Linked DNA regions of Homo sapiens: region 1 is linked to region 2. A link is a loop called in an ENCODE intact Hi-C map of the cell type or tissue named here. Cell type or tissue: heart left ventricle. All regions are shown on one strand. Each heading gives the region's core, and the rest is flanking DNA. Links, peaks and the distances in the headings are about the cores only.

What was found. Hi-C counts contacts between places; a loop is a spot of excess contacts. Peaks named below come from ENCODE experiments on the same cell type or tissue, not always from the same donor. Only the 100,000 strongest peaks of a DNase experiment are listed, where the experiment ranks them.
Region 1: a loop joins it to region 2, with 2.0 times the contacts of the local background. A loop is called at or near these places in 2 of 110 quality-filtered maps.

Annotation. Positions count from the first base shown.
Region 1 is chr5:128,399,399-128,409,137 of GRCh38, reverse strand. FBN2 (fibrillin 2) reads left to right here. Exons shown (of 65, transcript NM_001999.4): 8 at 339-464. Among named protein-coding and RNA genes, the nearest start is that of FBN2, 130 kb to the left of the region's middle. In heart left ventricle, for the core only: no CTCF peak of the experiment used is centred there; no DNase peak of the experiment used is centred there.
Region 2 is chr5:128,339,428-128,350,132 of GRCh38, reverse strand. It overlaps FBN2 (fibrillin 2), which reads left to right. Exons shown (of 65, transcript NM_001999.4): 22 at 128-178; 23 at 661-786; 24 at 4,549-4,776; 25 at 5,623-5,748. Among named protein-coding and RNA genes, the nearest start is that of FBN2, 190 kb to the left of the region's middle. RefSeq lists an enhancer at 3,895-5,094. In heart left ventricle, for the core only: no CTCF peak of the experiment used is centred there; a DNase peak (open chromatin) is centred at 4,652; H3K27ac peaks cover 842 bases.

The DNA of each region.
Region 1 (9,739 bases), core at 1-8,000, 59 kb before region 2:
TTAAAGGCTCTAGTAGGATAATTCCCTAGTTGATGTAGAATGGAAACTAAAACATTGACATCTTTACTTATTTCCAATTTAAATTGCATTTTTAAAAAAGGGTATAGAGTTCTGCTTTAGTTGGCCTTGTTTTAACTGCCATGGGAGTTTACTTTCATCTCAGTTCCCATAGATATGTGTGAGAAATTCTTTGGGGCCTGAAACAAGAGTATCTTCAGGGTTATATGATCTGACCTAATCAACCATGAATGCTCTCATACTCTTAAAAAAAAAATCTCTTTTAAAAGCTATTTAATGAAGGCCTTTCTCAATCATCTTCTCCTTCTTCCCTTGATTAGACATTGATGAGTGCAGCATCATTCCTGGGATATGTGAAACTGGTGAATGTTCCAACACCGTGGGAAGCTATTTTTGTGTTTGTCCACGTGGATATGTAACCTCAACAGATGGCTCTCGATGCATCGGTAAGCCTCGCATTTTGAAGGCTCAATACACTGGGTCTTTATAATGACAAAACAGCCCAAACAGGTATGAAGATGGCAACGATTATAAAATATTGAAGAAATGGCTGAATGAGTTGTTTAATGTAAACGGTACCAGTATTGAGGGATTGATAGACCAGGTACTCTTTGCAAAGACTTCAGTTTCAGAATCCAACTGGGTTTGTTTTATGTTGTCAAAGTCATTTTGGGAATAAAGAAAGACACAAAGGCACGAGAAAAATTTTTTAAAATCTGCTTTGGGAGACAGAATGTAGTAATTAAAGCTTCTTTTGTGCTATGAATCATGAATGTTATTAACATCTTATTTACTTAGAACTTGTTTATTCTATTGAAAATAGTTACTATACAAAAAAGACACCTTTAATTTTGTGTTTAAATATATTCAAATTAAAACCATTGTATGCTCTCCCTTGTTTATTTAGAAAGATGCAATAGTGCTACAGTCATGGTGAAGGTAATCTGTTATTGAGCAAGGCTTAGACATCTGTCTTATTGCGAGCATAGAGATTATGAAGTGTCTTTTGATGCATAATCACAGCACAGTGAGCTACCCTCACATTTCCCTTCCTGAGCTTTTAACCTAGTCTATTCCAATTTTAAGCTGACAATAGGTAAAAAGAGAGGAAAAAAGAGGCACTGTTATCTTTACTGGCACTAAAGATTCATGTAGTGCAGGAATTAGGAAAATTAATCCAATACTTAAAGAATGGTGTTGTTTGGTCCACTAGAGGGTGGCCGTTTGGGCAGTGTCTCTCTCTCCCCAAACCAGGCAGTTAGTATGTCAGCAACCAACTGCCAGGATCTCTGTAGGTCTTGATGATTCCCTGATGATTCTCATGTGCCCAAGAGAACTGAGTTGATGAGATGGAAATACAGAGTCAAGGATGTAAGCTAGAAGTCGTAGGCCACCAATAAAAGGACTGTGGCCTGAATTCATTTGATTAAATGTACTGATATATCAGGTCATCCAGCAGTGAACATAAGAGATACAAATCCTGCCTTCAGAATGCCATATTGTCATCATAAATAACAGTAGAAGCCTACTAATAGCAGTAATAGAAGAAACAGTAGTAGTAGTAAAAATAATAGCTGTCATTTAAGATATTACACATACCGTGTGTAAGGCACTGGGCTTCTCCACTACCTCATTATCTCATAGCTGTGAGGAGTCAGGCAAGCTACCATCTTCTCTACACTTCAGTTTCTTCTAATAAGTGTCCAATAAAATATTCTTCATTATTATTCTTATTAAGAGGAGGAGGAGGATATGCCTGCTCTGGACCTATATAAATATGTCATATGGTCCTTCTAATAGCCCTGTGTGATAAGTATAGTTATTCCAAATTTACAAATAAAAGAAATATGGTTTAGAGAGGTTAAGTGACTTGCCCAGTGTTTTGCAGCCAATGAATGGAGCCAGGATTCAAATCCTGACCTCTCTGACTCCAGCCTCTTGTGCTACTGTGACACTGAACTACCATTTACCCACTTTAAGGCTGTGGAGATCCTGTGGCTAGATGTCAGGGCCTCCAGCATGACTGATTTCTTCACTGTCATGCTAACAGCCTGCTTTGAGAAGTAAGATGTCTGTTGGGAGCCTCATGTCGTGTCTTTGAATGAGAATTGTTTGTGTTTTACAGATGAATCAGAGTTTCTATCTTGCATTAGGTAAATCATTTTTCGTGAAATATTAAGTCTGTATAACTGAGCAGATAAACTATTTTAGGGTTACTGTTGCCAGTTGGCTCACTGTGTAGTAAGTTTGATTCATTTAATACTCTAATTCCCCCTTATCCACGGTTTCACTTTCCATGGTTTTGTTTTCTGCAGTTCCCACTGTGATTCAAAAATATTAGATGGAACATTCCAGAAATAAACAATTCATAAATTTTAAATTGTACATCATTCTGAGTAGCACAGTGAACTTTCACACCAGCCCGTCCAGGGTATGACTCCTCTTTTTCCCAGCATATCCATGCTGTATAGGCTCCGCACCCACTAGTCACTTAGTAGCCATCTCAGTTATCAGACCAACTGACAGTATCGCAGTGCTTATGTGCAAGTGACCTTATTATACTTCATCATGGCCCCTGAACCCAAGAGTATTGATGCTAGCAATTCAGATATATATAAAATGAGAAGCCATAAAGTACTTCTTTTAAGTGAACAGGTGGAAGTTCTCTACTTAGCAAGGAAAGGAAAGAAATCGTATGCTGAGGTTGCTAAGATCTATGGTAAGAACAAGTCTATCCATGAAATTGTGAATGAAGAAAAAGAATTTCATGTTAGTTTTGTTATTGCACCTCACACTGCAAAAGTTACAGCCACAATGTGTGATAAGTGTAGTTAAGATGGAAAAGGAATTAAATTTGTGGGTGGAAGATATGAACAGAAACGTGTTCAAATTGAAAGCAGTTGGATTCAGCTCCATTCAAGGTTTCAGGCATCCACTGGAGATCTTAAAACGTATCCCCCGCAGATAAGGGAGAACTACTTTATAATTTGGCTGTCAGCTTTCTATGAGAGTTGAAAATTAGTGCAACTACCTACATCTGGCTTGATTTTCTTGAACTCTATAGGAAAATAATATGTTTATGCACACGTGCATATGCGAACACAAAATAATCAGCTTGGAATAGGTATAGATTCAACTCTTTAGGAGAAACGTCGCCGTGGGAGTCGTCATTGAACACTGTTGTCTGGGTGCTGTAGAACCTGGCTTCCGGAAACTTGTCTCCTAGAATATTGCTAGAAGAAATATGCCTGGAGAAGGAAGTGAGGTTATTATTGTGAAGTTCTGGAAATACCAAATACAGCACATGTATTTTATTTGGTAATCAATGTGGAGTAATTGAAGGCTTTTGAGAACAAATTGTAATGCAGGGTTGGGGGCTTGAGAATAGAGAGAAATGAAACTAGTTATGAGGTAGAATTGCCAAAACAAGTTTCAGCGTTTTATTCCCCATTTCTAAATTACTTCTTTTTATTTACTCACTTACATTTCAAAATCTTTCTCTAGTCAAACAAAACTTGCATTCATATTTTTGTTCTGCATTGGAAAAGAAGCATGAATCCTCATTTTATTCAGATAAGACCAACGTACCTAATGATTTACTAAGGTGGGTTTTCTTAGAGGAGAGTTTTGATTTACCAAAAAATTATGATAAACTCTTTTTATCTCTTGCCTCCTTATGTTATAAAGTCCTAAGTCTCTACCTGAACATTCAAAGCCTTACCTAACCTGTATTCCTGAGTCATCTCTAACCACTTGCCACCTCACACTTGTATTTCCCTCATTGTTGTACAAGACCACACTGCCATGCCTTTGCCAGCAGTACCCCCTCTGCCCGAAGCATCTTGTTTTTCCCCTTCTATGCTCATTAAAATCCAGCTCACCCTTTAAGTCCCAAAATAGGTATCACTTTTCCTTTTTTGTTTTTTAAAGATGGAGTCTAGCTGTGTCACCCAGGCTGGAATGCAGTGTCACCCAGGTTGGAATGCAGTGGCACCATCTCAGCTTGCTGCAACCTCTGCCTCCTTGGTTCAAGCAATTGTCCCACCTCAGCCTCCTGAGTAACTGGGATTACAGGCACCCACCACTACGCTGGCTAATGTTTGTATTTTTAGTAGAGACAGGGTTTTCCTGTGTGGGCCAGGCTGGTCTCGAACTCCTGACCTCAGGTAATCCACCCGCCTTGACCTCCCAAAGTGCTGGAATTAAAGGCATGAGCCATGACCTCTGGCCAGTATCGCTTTTCTTTGTAGCCGTTTCACCTAAACTACATTTTCTTCTTGGGCAAAATTAATCAGCCCCACCATTTTGAAATGAAATGAAATATGTTTTCATTTGCTTCATTTTAGGGTTTACTGCATTGTCACAGGTACTTCTGCGTTACTCACTGGCTAGACTGTGGGCTTTGTTAGGCCCTGTCTTATGCAGCTTCATGGACCCTGGGCTTTATGTAATAGGCATCTTGCATAGAAGTTTGTGCTGAGTAAATCTTTTCTGAATGAACAGGAAAACCAGCAAATGAATGAATGAGATGATATTGAATGTAAGAACTTCATGTTGATTATAGCGGCCTTGCAGCCTTTGGCATCTCTTTGGACATGATGTCGTGCCACTGAATTACGGTCCTGGATGCTCATAAAGCAAGAGCTAACTTGAGGTTCGGAAAGCTAAGTCCTGCACTAACCAGGAGTCCCATTCATTTCACTATCAACATCCTGAACACTAGGAACAAAGGAAGGTCTCTAGGGAAGGGAGAATGGCTCTCCAGAATTACAAAACCAGTGTTATAATTAAGTAAGCAGCTTAAAAATGTTTTGAATAACTATGTTACATTTGGAATAAGTATGTGTTTTCCATACATGAGAAAAAATTAATCTAACATATTAATGTGTACGAGATCTTTGATTTCTAAAATTCTGAGTCTGTATTTTCTCAGATTGAATTTATTTGGTTGAATTATATATGTTGGAGATATTTGCACGCTATTTATTTTCTAACCACATGTATGCTAATAAAGAGTTGGATGAACTTAAAGCTCTTTTTAATACTAAACTGCGTGTTATCTGCAGCTTTATTCTGAGAGCTCACATGTGCTGAAAGTGACATTTGCTGAATTTTGTCTTAATTTCTTATTCTAGTTAACACAGATATTCTGAGTGTATACCACATGACAAAGCATCAGTAAACTTGATCCTATTTCTTTTGTGTGCTGGAAAACAGTTTCACATGGTAGGAGAGTTTAACCAGGCAATTTAATTATAAGACACGATAATTTTCCGCTTTCATTGTATACTAAATATAAAAGTCAAATTTCTGATTTGTTTATCTATCTAGTGTGTTTAATCATCTTTTTATATATCCAGGAAAGAACTGTTTTTTAGCATAGAGCACTAACATGTGCCAGTTCCAAAAAAAAAAGGAGTTAAAACGTACCTAATAATATTTCTCTAAAAAGCGTTTTAAATAGCACTACTTAATAAGCCTTAAGTCATTTTGGAAGTAACTGTCATGGTCATGTCCAAGGAATGATTAATACCTAATTTGCACATTGTTATATAGGCACAGAAGAATGGCTGGCAGCCAGCAATAAATAACGCGTTGGCAAAGAGCAGTGAGCAACTTCTGTGTGCAGGATAATGTGTCTGCTGCTATTGTGTACACAGGGTGAGAAAGGACCCTAAGCACAGGGACCCAAAAGGGCCAGTTAAGTTCAGAAAATGGGATTAAGCATTTAGAAATTCTTCCAGTAATATGATGGTGCCACAGCATGCTAAGGCATTTCCTCAAGCTTTCCAAACGTGTTAGTGCACAATACTGCTGTGGAGTATTCTTGAAAAAACAAAACCTGAAAACATAATGTGAAAAAATATAATACCAATATAAAAGAAAGTTTGAGGCAGAAGTGATGACCAGTATATGGGTTTTTTTTTTCCTTTTTCAAGAAAAGGGCAAGGTACAGAATTATTTATGTATTACACAGCACTCTATGTAACGCTGGCTGTTGATTCCACATGCATGTGTGCATTTGAAACAAAACACTTGGAGAACCCAAAATTATTTAACTAAAGAGGGAACCAGAAATGAAAGAGTATGAGGATATCAGTTTTAATTAAGAAAGGAAGAAGTGTGTTAGAAGGAGAAGTTTTCCTTACAGTGAGGAAGAAGCCCGTCATTCACTATTTTAAAGGAAGAAATAAACCTGGGATCCACAGTGGTTCCTTTTCATTGCTCCTAGTTCTATAGTTACTCTTAAACAATGTAAACATGAAAGTATTTTAGGAATAGTAAGAATCCGCAAAATCAATCAAGGGGAGCCCAGGCTGGAACCAGACCATCAAAGAGGTGAGTGCAGGCATCCAGTCTCAGGAGACAAGCATGAGACAATGGCTGCTATTTACCGAACACCTACTGTCTATCACTATTGTTCTGACCTGGGCTAATCTCATTGGTGTTTTCTGGCTGAACCCTTCATTTCTTAATGAGCAAACCTAATTCCACAGGAGACATTTATTTCAACATACAATCCCCAATTTTTGCCAAGTTTTCATCACATTGTATAATTAACCATTAGTTCTCTTAAATCAAGTTTACACAAAATGTCAAGCTATGAAACAAACTCTGATAAGTGTACCTTTATTACGTTTCAAAATAGATTTATATTTTAATCAGAGGAGATGAATTACTTCCTGTTTCTCGGTGTGACTGTAAATATGACTCCTTGTAAGCCTTGTTCAGGAAATGTAGTAAGGGCGATAGAAAATGATTAGAGGAATAGACTTGTTTTCATTACTTAGGACACATTGGTTCTACAGTTAAACATATAGCAAGCATTAGAGGGATTTTGTTTTTACAGGCTTTCATCTGGCTTTGCCCCTAATGATTCCCTGTTTCAAGGAATAGTGTGCCTGGACAACTCTTGTTTCTAACAGGTGCCTCTTTTTTATTTCAAATATTTTTCCACATGATACATTTTTTAATACAGTGCTTTCTAAGGGCCATGAAATTTCATACAAAGGAAAGAGAGGTAATTCCCAGCCTCTGATTTGCTTTGAAATATGCCTTTTTGGAGACCTTAACTGTGAGATGCTACACCAGTGTATGTCTCATCCTGGTAGGTTTTGGCTCAAGAAATGAGAAGTAGGTTGCCTGCCTCCTTTTTGTTACTAGAAAAAGCTAATTGTAGAATTTATGAAAAAAGTTACAATTTACTTTGCAGTCCTCTGTTGCTGCCTCTCTACCCTCTCACCTATGACTTAGTTTCCTTCAGTACATGTATTACAGGACTGACCAGAGGTTTCCAAACTGTGTAGAACAATGGTTATTATTAGTATTATTTTTTCTTTGAGACGGAATCTTGCTTTGTCACCAGGCTGGAGTGCAGTGGCGTGATATCGGCTCACTGCAAGCTCCACCTCCCGGGTTCAAGTGATTACCCTGCCTCAGCCTTCCAAGTAGCTGGGACTACAGCAACGTGCCACCACGCTGGGCTAATTTTTTGTATTTTAGTAGAGATGGGGTTTCACCATGTTGGCCAGGATGGTCTCTATCTCCTGACCTTGTGATCCACCCACCTCGGCCTCCCAAAGTGCTGGGATTACAGGTGTGAGCCACTGTGCCCAGCCAGCTATTAATTTTTTTAATTTAAAGACCTCTCTTTAACATAAAAAATGTACTTCAGATCCTCACATTATGATAATTTAATATTCGTGAGAGCATACATAATGAAAATGTTCTTGGATATTTAGTAATAATGATAAATGAATTTGGATTTTATTAGCTATAGTGGCATATTCATAAATGTGAATCATGGTAGTGCCAATAAACTGTTAAGTGTTACATTGCAGTGTTCAATGAAAATATGCATTTGTGAACCCCTCTCAATATCATTGCATACTCCCAAAGTCTGGGGATTGGTATAGAATGGATTCCTGATAAGTACTTGCAACATTTTGATTGACATTTATATTAGTCTGTTTTCTCACTGCTGAGAAAGACATACCAGAGACTTGGAAGAAAAAGAGGTTTAATTGGACTTACAGTTCCACATGGCTGGGAAGGCCTCAGAATCAGGGCAGGAGGTGAAAGGCACTTCTTACATGGCAGCAGCAGGAGAAAATGAGGAAGAAGCAAAAGCAGAAACCACCGATAAACCCATCAGATCTTGTGAGACTTAGTCACTACCATGAGAATAGCATGGGAAAGACCGGCCCCCATTATTCAGTTACCTCCCTCTGGGTCCCTCCCACCACATGTGGGAATTCTGGGAGATACAATTCAAGTTGAGATTTGGGTGGGGACACAACCAAACCATATCAGCATTTTTATACATATTACCTTATGTATAAAATGTGTTACTGTATTTGGTCCATGAATTGTTTAGAAGTATAGGATGTTTTCTTGTTTATTTTGTTATTGATTTCCAACTTCATTTCATACATTGTGGTCCAAGAATATTACCAGTTGATACCAATTCTTGGAAATATTCTGGTACAGTATTTGCTTCATGGTTTAACAAATGATTTATTTTTATAAATCTTCCCTATGGACTTGAAAAAGATGGGTGTTCTCCAATTGATGGGTGCCAGATTGTAGATATATCCATTAGATCAAACAACTGTACTATTCAAATTTTCTTTGTACCTACAGAATTTTGTCTACTATATCTATTACTGAAAAAGTCATGTAAATATTCCACTGTGGAGGTAGATTTCTCAGTTTCTCCATGTAGTCTAGTAATTTTTTATTTTATATAGTTTGATCTTATGCTATAAGTGATAAATGTTTAAAAGTATCTGCCATATTTTCCTGGTGAATTGAACCGTTTTAAAATTATGTATTGACTCTATTTTTTTTTCTTTATTTGTGGTCTATTTCTAAATATTTTCTTTTGGTTTATTTTGTATCACAAAATATCTTAGTATACTCTGGTTTGTTTTGTATCACAAAATAAACCAAAAAATAAAGCTTCTGGTAGCAGAAGCTTTAAGTATATACCTACTATGTATTTTCCCTCTCAATCTTTCCTCTTCCTTATGTTTTAAATGCATTTCTTTTAAACAGCCTATATCTATTTTTTGTTTTATTTTTACAGTCTGTAAATCTTTGTCTCTTCAGTTGAGATTTAAATCCATGTGTATTTATTATATTACTGATATATTTGTTTTTATTTTTACCATAGTCCTTGTGCTTCCTACTTATCTTACTTTTTTTGTATTTTTTTCTCCTTTCTTGGTTTCTTTTAGATTTGTTCAGGATCCCCCCGACCTGCTGCCGTGAACTCGATTCTCTTTCTCCTATTTGTTAAGAAGTTATGTACTTTATTTCTGTTGCTTCAGTGGCTATCCTAGCTGTTTTAAGATGCATATTTAAAATTACCTGTATGTTTGCCTATATATAAATAATAAAAGAATATTTAAGTGGTTAAACTTTGATCTTCCCCTCACAACTTTTTAAAATCTAGTATATTGCCATTCCTATGTGTGACAACTTAATCATTATTGTTTAATATGTTAGTACTTATTTAGATTTACCCACTTATTTAATATTTTTTGCTCATCATTTCTTCCTGCATCTCAAACCTTCCATTGGGATCTTTTTCTTTTGCCTGAAGTGCCTCTTTCAACATTTTGTTTATCAAAAAAACTCTTGGTAGAAAACTCTGGTTTTGTTTTCTTGAAAATTACCTTAATTTGCCCTCTGCAAACATGATTTATCACAGTACAGA
Region 2 (10,705 bases), core at 63-8,062:
GGACCCTAAGACCCTGCCTTGCATTTTTTATTTAGTTCCATTTAGATTTCATTATACTTCTTCTTGAGCATACCATGGTTGTATTTTATTCTATAATGAAGTAAAATTTGTCCTGTTGTTGTTACAGATACAGCTTGCCCAAGAGGGCTTGCCAGGATTAAAGGTGTTACGTGTGAAGGTGAGTGTATCCTTCCTTGGAAGATACTATACATCTTTTGAGCAGTAAGTAAAATTAACATTCACTCTCAAACTTTGGAGATATTTATCATTTTCAAAAACCTTGACATTTCAATAAAAATACTCGATGTAATCAACAAATGCTTTAGCATAATTCTCTTAGGAAAGAGCTTAGAGTTTCCCGTTTCTCCTCTTTATGGAGTTGTGTAAATTTCATGAAGACATCGCTAGCCTTTAAGGCCCAGAACAGCTGGGAAAGGCACATGTCTGGGCCATGTTTTATGGACAGGCAAGGCTGTGGTAATTTTCACAGCTGGTACCTAGGAAAGCGGGTGGCTCGGTTGTGGAATATTTCTGTTTAACTCAAGTAATAATCCACATTGTATTGAATGTGGATTGAAAATGCTATACAGGAAGTAGGACCACACCTGCTTTTTCTATTTGTAACATCTTTGCTCCTCTGCTTGCTGCATTTCCCTGCAGATGTTAATGAGTGTGAGGTGTTCCCTGGCGTTTGTCCAAATGGACGCTGTGTCAACAGTAAGGGATCTTTTCATTGCGAGTGCCCTGAAGGCCTTACGTTGGATGGGACTGGCCGTGTATGTTTGGGTAAGATTCACACCCTCATGTATTCTATGTATAAAACAAGCCATGAATTTCCTTGTTTAAGCAGTGGCTAGTCCAAAACCACAAGAGTTTGTACTTGAGAAAACTTGCTTTAAATGAGATATTTAGGGGGAAATCACTAGAGGCTGTTTTAAAAGTGAATGTATTTATGCGAAATTGTTTCTGTTTCATGCCAAAAGTTGGGACTGCTCAAAAATCTATCTCAAAATCTTCCATTTCTTTAACCAGATAATTTAGACAGGTTCAGTCTTTCACACTGAGTTAATAGAGTAAGAATATGTTGAACACAGCAGGAAAGTTGGAGACTAGGATTTTAAAAGTTTACATTTGTCAGCTCATTGCAGCTACACCCTGAAGACAGTGGGGAAAGTCAAGAGCAAAGATATGTTGCTTCTGCTTGAAATCATTCACTGATCCTGGTCCTTCCTTTATTGCTATTAGAGTTTAAGTTTTCTTAATAGTTTATTTTTTAAAGATCTGTAGTGATGAATCTCTTTCTTTCAACAGCATATTATAGGAATAGTGATTTGACCTTTTTCTTTATTAGTGTCATGTTTGAACTTGAATTTCATGATTGAAAAAGAAATTTCTATTAATTTTCATTGTATGTAACAATAATTTTTCATTTACCTACAGAGATTTTTTTTCCCCCAATAAGCTATGGAACAGTAAATTTTTAGTTTATAAAAGAACTTTACATAGATTTGTATTTGAAATTTAGACATGTAGACAAAGCATAAATAATAGTGGTGGTGTATGCAATCACCTTTAAAGTATTTACATATCAGTGATTTTTAAAATTTACTGTAAGAAAAAAGTTTGCAATACCATACAGTTATTATAATTAAAACAGATTTCATTTTTAACTCAGTTTTTGATAGCACATTTAAATCTGGATTGGAAGCATGACTGTAAAATCATACAAAATTATTTAGAAAACATAATATCCAAAGTACAAAAATAAAGAAAATGTCTTTCAGATTTTTAAATATTTTAAAAATTATCTTTAAGTGATCTACAATGTTTAGAAATAAGTATCATTTGAAAATGACAAAATATTCCCCCAAAACTATCGAAATTTTAAAAAAAGAAAATGTCAAAAATAATAATATCAGTATGGCCAAATGACTAATGAAATCAAGTTACCTTCTATAATGAAATGCTATAATATATGAAGATATATCATTGATTGTAAATTATTACTCAGCAAAATAAATTTTCAATAACATTATTCAAAATTATGGCTGGGAGTGGTGGCTTACGCCTGTAATCCCAGCACTTTGGGAGGCTGAGACAGGTGGATCACCTGAGGTCAGGAGTTCAAGACCAGCCTGGGCAACATGGGGAACCCCCCCCTCCCCGTCTCTACTAAAAATATAAAAATTAGCTGGGCATGGTGATGCATGCCTGTAATCCCAGCTACTCGAGGGACTGAAGCAGGAGAATCGCTTGAACCTGGGAAGTGGAGATTGCAGTGAGCCGAGGTCGCACCACTATACCCTAGCCTTGGCAACAGAGTGAGGCTCTGTCTCAAAAAAAAAAAAGCATTTTTTAATATTCTAAGATGATATATTGGATTCTTCATCCTTGTACTTTGCTTAAATGCTTTTGTCACCACTTGAATTATGCTATATTAATTAATTCTGTCTGGGGATGTGAGAAAGTTTCAAGAAGCAACTGGCACATGAAAATGTAAAGTATTCTGAGAACTAAAGTTTTGGTAAATGCTCTGATAGAACCTCATCTGAATCAGGGATCCCAAACTCAGATGCTTGCAGGAGCCAAGCATGTAACATATAAATGAGTGACGCGACAACAGGGAGCAGTGGGGACTGCAGCAAACTTCAGAGAACATGGACCATCCAAAGGTTTCCAAATTCATATTTTAATTTCCATGCAAGGACAATCGCAGCATTGATAGGCCTTATGTGGCCAGTGTACTGACGTTTAATTCCTGATATAAATATAGAGTTCTCAGTAGTGTGCTGACTTTTAATTGCCGATATAAACATCCATAGAGGTCTCAGTATTAAAGACAGGATTGCTCTTCCTGGCTGTTATAACTTTTTACATGCATAGTTCAGATGCCTTTCCCCTCTCACCCTAGTTTATTCCAATAAGCTATGAAATGGTACATTTTTAGTTTGTCTTGAGCTTCTTGAGCAGGTTTCTTCAGTAACCTCACAGTATGACTCAGGCCAGAGTTCTTAGGCCACCTGTACTTATATAAGACTTTCACATCTTGAGAAGATTCTTACTTAGCTGCTGACATATGGGACGGAACCAGCTATAAGGAGACTAGCCCCTCAGAGCCCTGTGATAATGAGACGCTGGATTACTATCACACTTCACACTGGCAAAGCATGTGGCTTTTTGGTTTGTGTTAATGTAGATATATAAGACAGAATCACCTTCTGTAGATATCTACATTCAGTCTGCTGAATCAAAATAAACATTTACCACAGTTATTTTTTCCTTAAAAATAGGACTTTTTCTCAGGTAGCTGGGATTACAGGTACCCAGCACCATGCCCAGCTAATTTTTGTATTTTTAGTAGAGATGGGTTTTCGCCATGTTGGCCAGGCTGGTCTCGAACTCCTGACCTCAGGTGATCCAGCTGCCTCAGTCTCCCAAAGTGCTGAAATTATAAGCATGAGCCACCACGCCACACCTGGTCTGGGCAACAGAGTGAGACTCCATCTCAAAAGAAAGAAAGAAAGAAAAAAAATAGAACTTTTTAATTCCAGTACTCAGAAATGTAACTCATTACCTTTTAGAACTTGAAAGAATCAATATTGACAGTAACTAAAGTAGTAAACATTAATTTTTATGTGTACATTTCCATCAGGGATCTCATTCCCTCCGTTAGACAGTTTTCAGCTTCTGGAAAGGATTTAATGTCTTAAAATGTTCTTATCAAAGAAATCATGCTATTTGATTAAGGAACCGTTTCCAAACTCATTATCCATATTTGTAATTAAACAGCCAAGTGCTTTAGTATGATTTGAAAATAAATCTATTTGCTAACAGATGAACATGTTATTTATAGACCATTCTGGTCTACTCTATTTTTAGATGTAGGCGACTGTTTATAGATATTCTAAGGTCCTGGCTAGCACAGGCTAAGCACTGAAATGTTGGTCTGTTTTGAAGTTGGAGGGAAAATGTGACATTTAAACAAATAATTGGTCCCTTAAAACGGAAAATTCACATAATCCAGGGAAAAACCATGATGCAAAAGGTAAAGTTGGCAGGAGAAAAAAAAAAACTTTAAATGTAATAATATTATAACACTTTCTTTTGTAGTGATCTTAATAGTTGTAACAAATTGGCAAATAGATTATAGCCGATCATTTACTGTTTATGAATGGGATCTGACAGGGCTGCTTAAAAGGCACTTGAAGCAATTCTCTGAACAGGAAGAATTATCATTAAAATTATCTTACCTTTTCTAAAGTGAACAATACAAAAAAGGAGTAATAGACATGAAGCAGTCATCTCATGAGAGGACCTTTTCTTCCTGAGGGTTTCTTGTGAGAATTAAGACTGAAGAGGATCTCACCTTTGTTCTCCTTAAATGACTGTCATTATGGAGTCCATTCCAGGAGGTCAGGGACTGCATCTTGCCCACCAGTACACCGCAAGGGTCCTGCATGATGCCTGGTGCTGAGCAGACGCTTGACATGTGACTGTTCAATGGATGTTTCAACTCATTCTCACCCTGTGATTTCGTTCTCGGTGTAGATATTCGCATGGAGCAGTGTTACTTGAAGTGGGATGAAGATGAATGCATCCACCCCGTTCCTGGAAAGTTCCGCATGGATGCCTGCTGCTGTGCTGTCGGGGCGGCTTGGGGCACCGAGTGTGAGGAGTGCCCCAAACCTGGCACCAAGGAATACGAGACGCTGTGCCCCCGCGGGGCTGGCTTTGCTAACCGAGGGGATGTTCTTACTGGGCGGCCATTTTACAAAGGTAACTGCCTGCGGCCAGCGCCTTGGTCCTTCTTCACCAACAGGAAGCCTTCCACATTCTCTGAGAATTGGTTTTGCTTTAAATGTTTGACTTCCCACTTTATTTTCTCAGTTAAACTTAGGTTTTGTGACCAATGTTCTGTCCCAAGAGTATAAATCCCCTATAAGATGGCATTGAAGTAAAGAGATAAAACAGATTGCTTATCTTTCTCTTCTACTCTTTGTTCCTCTGCAACCGGAGATGTCGCCCTGATAGCTACATCTGTAGCAAAAAGTTACCTATTCCCACTTATCTTTATAAAACAAGTAGTGAGAAATAAAGGAATCAGAACTCTTTCTTAAGCATATAGAATCTTTGGCCGGGCGTGGTGGCTCACGCCTATAATCCTAGCACTTTGGGAGGCTGAGGTGGGTGGATCACCTGAGGTCAGGAGTTCAAGACCAGCCTGACCAACATGGTGAAACCCCGTCTCTACTAAAAATACAAAAATTAGCCGGGCGTGGTGGCTCGCGCCTGTAATCTCAGCTACTCGGGAGGCTGAGGCAGGAGAATCGCTTGAACCTGGGAGGTGGAGGTTGCAGTGAGCCAAGATTGTGCCATTGCACTCCAGCCTGGGCAACAACAGTGAAACTCTGTCTCAAAAAAAAAAAAAAAAAGAATATAAGATCTTTTTCACCATATTGAAACTTCCTGTGTGATATCAGTGTGATCACTGAAACATTTAGTAGCCCTGTTTTTTACTTGGATGCATTACTGTTGTCCATCATGATAGATTTTTAACTTAAAGTGATGGACCTAATCGTTTATATCAACCGGCTCTACATTCTGGCTTCATTCTGCTTTTAGACATCAATGAATGCAAAGCATTTCCTGGGATGTGCACTTATGGGAAGTGCAGAAATACAATCGGAAGCTTCAAATGCCGTTGCAATAGTGGCTTTGCTCTAGACATGGAGGAAAGAAACTGCACGGGTAAGATGGTTCTGCTGTTTTATTTGATAAACTCTGGCTGTCTTTCCTTTACTCTGTTTGAAAGGACTGCCCTAAAAAGCTAATCCTCTCATTGAGAACATGAAAATTTTTATTTATTTATTAATTTCTTTTTAGAGAAAAGGTCTCACTTAGTCGCCCAGGCTGGAGTGCAGAGACATGATCATGGCTCACTGTAACTTCAAACTTCTGTTCTCAAGTAGTCCCTCCACCTCAGCCTCCCAAGTAACTGGGAGCACAGGTGTGCGCCACCATGCACAGCTAATTAAAAAGTTAATTATTTATTTATTTATTTATTTTAAGAGATGGGGTCTCACTTTGCTTCCCAGGCTGGCCTCAAACTCCTGGCTTCAAGTGGTCCTCCTGCATTGGCCTCCCCAAGTGCTGGGATTACAGGCTTGAGCCACGGCATCCAGCTCTGTAAATTTTTTAAATTTCTTTTCTCTACACTTAAACCAGTTCTCCAAATAAACTCGTTGTGAGAGAACTGCAAAACATCATGAAAATGCTGTTTGTTTTATATTTAGGAACAGCATACAAATATGATTTTCAAAATATATGACTACTAAAGAAATACAGTCATTAAATCCACAAGAATTATATAAACTTGAGTAGTGTTCTCTTAAAGATTTTAAGGTTTGTGATATAGAAGTTATTACTTCTTTTCCTCATCTGTGAACAGGAATCTTAATATTAGTTTTCAGTCACCATCCATACCCATAACATTCTCTTTGAACAAGATGTGAAGTTCTAACTTTTTCTATTAGTATACCATGTTGTTCCAGACCCTTGAGCTGTGTCTTCAGGATCTCGTTCTCAGCACTCTCTTTGTTCGTATTCTCCATGGGATTTCCCCTTATCGCACTCCCTCCTGCCTGCTCCTTCTTCCTGACCTCACGGCCACATCTTTCTTGGCTCTTTCCTGTGCCTCCTCAGCCAAGGCTATCTCTGAGCTTTTCACAGCTGTCCATCTGGCTTTCTGAAGTCCTGCTGCCTTGAAGTCTGCTCAAGCCCTGTGCCAGTCTCCAGAGCTTCATCCCCTCACCTGTTTTCTCCACTCTGGCTGTTGCACTTGGCTGGGAGAGTCTGAGGAGTGCTGCCTGAGATTACTGCATTCACCTCCAAGTCCTTGAAGCTGCTTGACAACACTCATATTCACCTCCATTCATCACTTTCTGAATTCCTCTCAGCACTGCTTCTAAACCTCTTCCCTGACTTACATGCCCTCTCCTCTACCCTCCACCCCCATCTATTACCGTTCTCCTTCATTGAGAATAAATCTGATTGCCTGCATCCTTCTCACACAGCCTCCTCTCTAGTGATAACATCTCCTTTATCCCGCTGGGCATGGTGGCTCATGCCTGTAACCCCAGCACTTTGGGAGGCCGAGACGGGCAGATCACCTGGGGTCAGGAGTTTGAGACCAGCCTGACCAACATGGAGAAACCCCGTCTCTACTAAGAATACAAAATTAGCCGGGCATGGTGGTACATGCCTGTAATCCCAGCTACTCGGGAGGCTGAGGCAGGAGGATCGCTTAAACCCAGGAAGCGGAGGTTTTGGTGAGCCGAGATCGTGCTATTGCACTCCAGCCTGGGCAATGAGAGCAAAACTCCATCTCAAAAAAAAAAAAAATCTCCTTTATCCCCCACTCCCTCTCCTCCGGTGACAGAGAATGAGGTGTGATGCTCTACCTGGATTTGGGGTTAACTCCTCTTTTCCCTCCTTCCCAGCTCCTGCTCTGGGTTGTCTCAGCAGGTTCGCTCCTCTCTCCTCTCTCTAGCATCTCCTCTTCCCTGCTTCCTGTTCCTCAACTTATACACAGGTTCAAAATATCTCCTCAGCCCTTCTTTTCTCTCAAGCTACCATCCCGTTTTCCTGCTGGTAAGTCTCACCCCTCTCTTTCAACCAGCCATTTGTCCTGTAATTTTGACTTTTGCCCTCTGTCACTCAGGCACATACATGTATACTCATCTACTCTTGCAAAACATCTTTGTGGTGTTAAAACATCTCTCCTGGACCTCTGCTTGCCAAATCTCTCCTTGAGATTTTCTTTTCTCTTAGTTTCTGTGGTATTTTCCGGTCTTGATCATCCTTCTATGCAGATGATGTTTCTTCTCTAACCTCTACAGATTCTTCTTGCCTTTCCCATTTCTTGGGTGTTGCCAGAGTCCTCTACTCAGCGTCTTGCCTCTCAGAGTTTCATCTACCATCATGACTTCAGAGATGGCCTCTGCTGAGCTGACTCCCAGACCCTGTCTCTAACTCTCTCTGTTCTTCCTGAGTTTCACTCCCACATTTATAACTTCCCATCTGGAAAGTTTGTCTTTGTTTTGATCTTTCTTTGCTCTTCCCCCTACCCTGTACTTTATCCTACTAGGGACTTCCCTGTATGCATTAGGAGTATAATTTTGAACAGGATTGAAGCCTCCAATTGAATTTTGATGTCTCTCTCTCCCAAAGTGAAAAAGTTATGCGAATTCTTTCATTAAACTGGCTATTTCAATTACCTGTGATATTTCTTCAGACAGAGGCAGGTTAAGCTCCTCAGGAAACAGACTCCAAGGCAGAGAAGAGCATTCAGGAAGTTTATCGGGGCTTGCTCCTGGGATGAACAATGAGGAAGGGAAGGGAGGAAAGCAGAAGTGGGCAGAGAAAGAAATGGGGCTATGATGCAGTCCCACTGAAGTCCTCAGCCCATGCCACTGGGAGTTCTGGAACTGGGATGGCCCATCAGAGTTGCCTTGAGTAGGGCATGGAAGCCATGCAGTTAGGTACCTGCAGGACCAATCTTGGGATACAGCTGCCCAGGGAATGGGGGAAGAGGTCCTCTTAGAATAGTGGGCATCTGAGGGCTTTCTGCCAGCGACACTACCAATAGCTGACGGGGAGGGGGAGTAAGTCCTTCTTTCCTGAAGAGGGACCTGGGTGACATGTCACAGTATCTACTGTATCACAGACTCCTCCAGGATCTCCCAACCTGTTAAGTTCCCACGGTCAAATCCTTCACTGCCACAACCCAGGTTAACCATCCAAGCAGGGCTGGATTGTGTAACTTCCCACTGAACAACTTCCACTGGTATAGGCAATCCTGGTGCTGGATAAAGAAGCTCAGGGTTCTTCCAGTTCTGACCCCACCTCTTCCTTTGTTGTGAAATTAGCCAAAGTTGCTTAATGTCTCTAACACATTGACAGGGCTGCATTGCTCTGGATATACTGTGAAGTTCTGTGGAAAATTGTTGGCTCTCATCTTCACAGCAGGAAGGGCCGGTCTCCTCCCATGCTGGGGGCTTTTAGTAATCCTACCGGTCCGTCCTGTACCCACACTCATTGTCAGCCTCTCCAGTCCAGCCAATCTGTGGCTTACTGCTCCCTGAAATGCTTCCTTTCTCTTCACCGGTGCGCTTCATCTCTTGCCTCTCTATTCTGTATCTTTAAAGCTAGCATTTCTGTACAACCTTCAAGAACCAATTCAAAAGCCACACCCTCCAAATTACCCATTCTTAGCAGAGAAGTTTGCATATATATATAGAGAGAGAGAGAGAGAGGGAGAGAGAGAGAAAGAGAGAGCACTTTCTATGAGACAGGCACTGTTCTCAGCACTTAACAAATAGTCATTTAACTCTATGAGGTGGATTCTATGACAAATAAGGAAATTGAGGCACAGAGAGACTAAATGATTTTCCCAAGGCCCTGTTCTCAGTAGATGACAGACTGGGATTTGTAGCCAGGTATCTGGTTCTAGAATCCACACTGTTTATACTATGAAACTCCCACCACATCACATTAGCCAAAGATTGTCCCTGCTCCACCCTAGAACACATTCCTCATATGACTCTTAACACCAGTCCTAGATACTGATAGATAGAAAGAAAATTAATATACATATTGTTAGCTACTTAATTGAATCAATAAATTCTGTTAATATGTTTGTTTAAAAGAAAGTATTTACATTTTTTTCACATGGCCAGTAATGAGGGAAATAAATAAAGACTCCTGTAATTGGAGAAATAAATACAGAAAAACTAAGTAAAAGCTGGCAGAAAGCAGAGACTGAGACCCCCCTCTCAAGAGAACATGCACAAATTATGCACTAAATCCTGTGATTTTAAAACTTCAAAATTAAGTTCATCAAAATAAAGAGATCGTAGTGGGGCATTTTTCCCCACTGACAGATTTTTAGATTAAAAACTTTTGATTTTTGGACTAAAACATTTGTAAATAGGTCATGTTTTCTTAAACATATTTTATATAGACATGACTTCTCTATTAAAAATCTTAGTTATAAGCATAGGAGATTTCTCAGAGAACCCTGTGTTTGAGAATATAGTTGCTGAAGATTATTTACTGTAATATATAAAAAGAGGAAACAAACTCACCCACACAGTCCTCAGGTGTTGGTGACAGCTCATGTCACCAAAGGGCTTACTAAATCAATAAGCTCTTTACATCTGAATATGACACAAAAACACAAATTGGGGCACACACCATGGCCCTGCCCTATGTGTGCTCTCTGGCTCAGGGTTGGTCCGTCGTGGCTGCCTGTCTCTCTGGGGTTTGCCAGTCCCTCCTGCACAGAGACAGGGGCCCTGCCTTCACATGCTGCGACCTGGGGTGGCATGGGCTAGTGTAGTAGACCAGCACTGTCTTCCAGTCACACATGAGGTTTCATTCCATGGGGGCCTGGCTGCCTCATTTACCACCTGCCTCATTCAGCCCATACCACAGTTGCAGGGTTCATCCTTCTGTTAACATTTCTTTCTTTTTCTTTTTCTTTTCTTTTTTGAGACAGGTTGTCCCTCTGTCACCCAGGCTGGAGTACAGTGGTGCCATCATACATCGTAACTCCGTGCAGCCTTGACCTCTTGGGCTCAAGCAATCCTCCCACCTCAGCCTCCCCAATAATTTTTTTTTTGTAGAGATGGGGTCTCCCTACATT